Regions from separate parts of the Homo sapiens genome. Here region 1 is linked to region 2. A link is an interaction called in ENCODE POLR2A ChIA-PET data of the cell type or tissue named here. Cell type or tissue: Panc1. All regions are shown on one strand.

Region 1 (2,500 bases), 170 kb after region 2:
CGGGTTCAAGTGATTCTCGCACCTCAGCCTTCGGAGTAGCTGGGACTACAGGCGTGTGCCACGAGGCCTGGCTAATTTTTGTATTTTTTAGTAGAGATGGGGTTTCATCATGTTGGCCAGGCTGGTCTCGAAATGCTGACCTCAAGAGATCTGCCCGCCTTGGTCTCCCAAAGTGCTGGTATTACAGGCATGAACCACCGTGCCCGGCCCTGGATAATTTTTTATTTTTTGTAGAGATGGTGTCTTGAGACGTTGCCTAGGCTGGTCTCGAACTCCTGGCCTCAATGTATCCTCCTGCCTCGGCCTCCCAGAGTGCCAGGATTATATGCATGAGCTGCCACACCCAGCCCCTTTTCAGTCAATTCTTTTTTTTTTTTTGGCTGGAGTGCAGTGGCACAATCTCAGTTCACTGCAGACTCTGCCTCCCGGGTTCAAGTGATTCTCCAGCCTCAGCATCCTGAGTAGCTGCTACTATAAGCGCCCACCACCATGCCTGGCTAATTTTTAATTTTTTCTAGAGATAGTGTCTTGAGATGTTGCCTAGGCTGGTCTTGAACTTCTGGCTTCATGTGATCCTCCTGCCTCGGTCTCCCAACATGCTGGGATTACAGGCATGAGCTATAATACCCGGCCCCTTTTCAGTCAGTTCTATCACCATTTCCTTGGGCACCCATGCAAGGAAAAACCTCAGGTGCTACTTTGGGGTTCAGGCCCTGGGAAGCAATGTCACAGAAGGGCTGAGTCAGCTTGTAGAGTCAGATGCCCAGATTCAAATCATGCCCCACGATTGTGTCACGTCAGATAATTTTTTTTTTTTTTTTTTGAGACAGGATCTCACTCTGTCACCCAGGCTGGAGTGCAGTGGTGTGATCTCGGTTCACTGCAACCTCCACCTCCTGGATTCAAGCGACTCTCGTGCCTCAGCCTCCCGAGTAGCTGGGATTACAGGTGACTGCCACTACGCCTGGCTAATTTCTGTAGTTTTAGTAGAGACAGGGTTTCAACCATGTTAGCCAGGCTGGTCTCAAACTTCTGACTTCAGATAATCCACCTGCCTCAGCTTCCTAAAGTGCTGGGATTACAGGCGTGAGCCACTGCGCCCAGCATGTTAGACAATTTTTAATTCATCCTCTTTGTGCTGTTGTTTTCTCAGCTGTGAAAGGAATATTCTGGTGGGGACAAGGTTATAGAGTTGCTGAGAGGGTCTCATGACATGAAGGTACTGGCCTTGGCACAGTGCCTGGTGGGGCGGGGACTCCGCACATGCCTGTGAGGTCACAGTTACTGTCAGTTCACAGCGAACCTTCCCTCCTTTTCCTGTTGACTTTCCCACACTCCTGTAACCGTCCCTCCCTCCCTTCTTCCTCTCTGTCTCTCTCACTCACACACACGCACACAAACACACACACACACACACACGCACACACACACACACACACACTCCATTCACTGTCTCCATGACTCTGGAGTAAACTAATGTCTCGAGTTGCCATTGGAAGCCCCATCATCCTCATTTTGTTTTGTTTTGTTTGTTTGAGACGGGGTCTCACTCTGTCCCCCAGGCTGGAGTGCAGTGGTGCGATCTCAGCCCACTGCAGCCTCTGCCTCCTAGGTTCAAGCGATTCTCCTGCCTCAGCCTCCTGAGTAGCTGTGATCATAGGTGCCCGCCACCACACCCGACTAATTTTTGTGTTTTTTAGTAGAGACAGGGTTTCACTATGTTGGCCAGGCTGGTCTCGAACTCCTGACCTCAGGTGATCCGCCCACCTTGGCCTCCCAAAGTGCTGGGATTACAGGAGTGAGCCACCACGCCCAGCCTCCATTGTCCTCATTTAGACTTTCATGGGTTGTAGGCACTTTTGACTTCCTGGGGTCCTTCTTCCGTTAAAAAAAAAAAAATTAGAAAATTAGGCCACGTGCGGTGGCACATGCCTGTAATCCCAGCACTTTATGAGGCCAAAGTGGGAGGATCACCTGAGGTCGGGAGTTCAAGACCAGCCTGACCAATGTGGAGAAACCCTGTCTCTACTAAAAATAGAAAATTATTTGGGTGTGGTGGTGCATGCCTGTAATCCCAGCTACTCAGGAGGCTGAGGCAGGAGAATCTCTTGAACCCGGGAGGTGGAGGTTGCGGTCAGCCGAGATCGTGCCACTGCACTCCAGCCTAGGCAACAAGAGTGAAACTCCGTCTCAAAAAAAAAATTAAAAATTATATTCGGGCCGGGCTTGGTGGCTCAATCCTATAATACCAGCACCTTAGGAGGCCAAGGCAGGAGGATCACTTGAGGCCAGGAGTTCAAGACCGGCCTGGGCAACATAATGAGAACCCATCTTTACCAAAAAAAAAAAAATTAAATTAAAAATTAGCCAGGCACGGTGACTTCTGCCTGAGGTCACATTCAAGAAGCTGATGTGGGAGGATCGCTTGAGCCCAGGAATTGGAGGCTGCAGTGAGCTAAGATCGTACCACTGCACTTCAGCCTGGGCGTCAGAGTGAGAC
Region 2 (2,500 bases):
TTTGCTACCCCCAGGCCCTCCTGGGCTCCTTCCTAGGCTCACCCAACTCTCTGCTCCCCGAGACCGAGAACCGGCGTATCACACACATCTCCGCGGAGCAGAAGCGGCGCTTCAACATCAAGCTGGGGTTTGACACCCTTCATGGGCTCGTGAGCACACTCAGTGCCCAGCCCAGCCTCAAGGTGAGCCCCGGGCCCAGGCTGGCACCCCCAAAACCACAGGGCCCCTTTCTGGACCCCCCCCACCCAAAACTCAATTGCAGGGGAGTGCTCCAGACACTCTTGCCTCCTCCCATCCCAGTGCCTCAGTGGGTCCCAGGGTACAGCCTCTAGCACCTGCCTGAGCCCCCCTGGTGGCGTCTGCAGGTGAGCAAAGCTACCACGCTGCAGAAGACAGCTGAGTACATCCTTATGCTACAGCAGGAGCGTGCGGGCTTGCAGGAGGAGGCCCAGCAGCTGCGGGATGAGATTGAGGAGCTCAATGCCGCCATTAAGTAGGCAGGGTCCAGGCGGGTGCTGGGACCAGGGGGCCATGCCGCCTTACCCCCAGCCCCTGACCCCTGCCCTGCCCCCAGCCTGTGCCAGCAGCAGCTGCCCGCCACAGGGGTACCCATCACACACCAGCGTTTTGACCAGATGCGAGACATGTTTGATGACTACGTCCGAACCCGTACGCTGCACAACTGGAAGTTCTGGGTGGTATCCTCCCTCAAGCCCATGGCTGGGGGGCTGCAGGGGCTGTGGCAGGGTGAGACCAGGCTGGGCCTGGGATGGAGGCCTAGCTCTCCAGGCCGGGCAGGCTCAGAGCTGCTCCCAGGTGACAGGCTCTGGCTCTGCCCCCTGCTTCCATGCCCTGGCCATCTTGGCCAGCAAAATTGCCCAGGGATGGGGGGCTGGGAGCAGAGAGGGAAACTGAGGGAGGAGTCCTTGGGTAAGGGGAGCCTTGGCCCTGACCTCAGGAAGCCCCGAGGGCAGTTTGGGAGAATCTGAACTCTGGAGTGAGGACTACAGAAGACTTGGAATCCACTCCCTGATCTGGCTCAGGGGTCAAGTTCTTGACTGAGCCCAGGCAGGGAGCTCAGGGATGGGGGATGGTTCAGCACACAGTAAGGGCCGTGGAGGGGCAAGGAGGAGGGGACTGAGAGGCAGAGAGCTGGGAAGGTCTTGGCAGGACAGAAGTAGGGACTGCAAGCCAGGTGCGGTGGCTCACGCCTGTCATCCCAGCACTTTGGGAGGCCGAGGCAGGTGGATCACTTGAGGCCAGGAGTTCAAGACCAGACTGGCCAACATGGCAAAACCCCATCTCTACTAAAAATACAAAAATTAGCCAAGCGTGGTGGCATGTGCCTGTAATCCCAACTACTCGGGAGGCTGAGGCAGGAGAACAGCTTGAACCTGGGAGGTGGAGGTTGCAGTGAGCCAAGATTGTGCCACTGCATTCCAGCCTGGGCAGCAGAGTGAGACTCTGTCAAAAAAAAAAAAAAAAAAAGTCCGAGCACAGTGGCTCACGCCTGTAATTCCAGCACTTTAGGAGGCTGAGGTGGGTGGATCACGAGGTCAGGAGTTCGAGACCAGCCTGACCAACATAGCGAAACCCCGTCTCTACTAAAAATACAAAAATTAGCCAGGTGTGGTGGCGCACACCTGTAATCCCAGCTACTCAGGAGGCTGAGGCAGGAGAATTGCTTGAACCTGGGAGGCAGAAGTTGCAGTGAGCTGAGATCGTGCCACTGCACTTCAGCCTGGGTGACAGAGCGAGACTCCGTCTCAAAAAAAAAAAAAGAAGAAGTAGGGGCTGCAACATGAGTCATTGGGGTTCAACGTTAGACAGTGTCCAGGCCCTTTCTTCCCCTGGTTTGAACTGGGCATCAGGGCTCCACGTGGTGTGGGGGGACCAGCTGGACCACAGGCAGCTCCTTGACCTGGGCCCAGTTCAGCATCCTCATCCGGCCTCTGTTTGAGTCCTTCAACGGGATGGTGTCCACGGCAAGTGTGCACACCCTCCGCCAGACCTCACTGGCCTGGCTGGACCAGTACTGCTCTCTGCCCGCTCTCCGGCCAAGTACGTGAGCCATCTCCCTGCCTGCTAGAGGGACCCAGCCTCGGGGGTGGAGGGAGCATTCCACCCTGCTTAGATCCCACATCCAGCTTGCCATCAACACAGCCTAGGGTTGTGGCCACCCCGCATCCCCCAGATGGTCCTCTGGCCACCAGACGCCTGTAGACAGAGGTTCTAGGAGGGGGTGACAGTCTTGCCAACTAATACCTCCCCCTATCCCTTTGGTTCCACATCCAAGGGTAGGGCCCTGACCCCAGGAAGTGTCTGTCTCTCTCTCTCTGTCTCCCACCCAGCTGTCCTGAACTCCCTACGCCAGCTGGGCACATCTACCAGTATCCTGACCGACCCGGGCCGCATCCCTGAGCAAGCCACACGGGCAGTCACAGAGGGCACCCTTGGCAAACCTTTATAGTCCTGGCCAGACCCTGCTGCTCACTCAGCT

What was found. ChIA-PET counts read pairs that join two places held together with the same protein. Peaks named below come from ENCODE experiments on the same cell type or tissue, not always from the same donor. Only the 100,000 strongest peaks of a DNase experiment are listed, where the experiment ranks them.
Region 1: POLR2A ChIA-PET joins it to region 2 with 9 read pairs; 3 of 35 experiments call an interaction of 5 or more read pairs at or near these places.

The regions. Positions count from the first base shown.
Region 1 is chr7:73,419,061-73,421,560 of GRCh38, reverse strand. No RefSeq gene overlaps it. Among named protein-coding and RNA genes, the nearest start is that of FZD9, 13 kb to the left of the region's middle. In Panc1, no CTCF peak of the experiment used is centred here; a DNase peak (open chromatin) is centred at 1,286.
Region 2 is chr7:73,593,835-73,596,334 of GRCh38, reverse strand. MLXIPL (MLX interacting protein like) reads left to right here. Exons shown (of 17, transcript NM_032951.3): 13 at 63-182; 14 at 366-493; 15 at 575-698; 16 at 1,932-2,061; 17 at 2,352-2,500. The coding sequence ends at 2,470. Among named protein-coding and RNA genes, the nearest start is that of TBL2, 17 kb to the right of the region's middle. In Panc1, no CTCF peak of the experiment used is centred here; no DNase peak of the experiment used is centred here.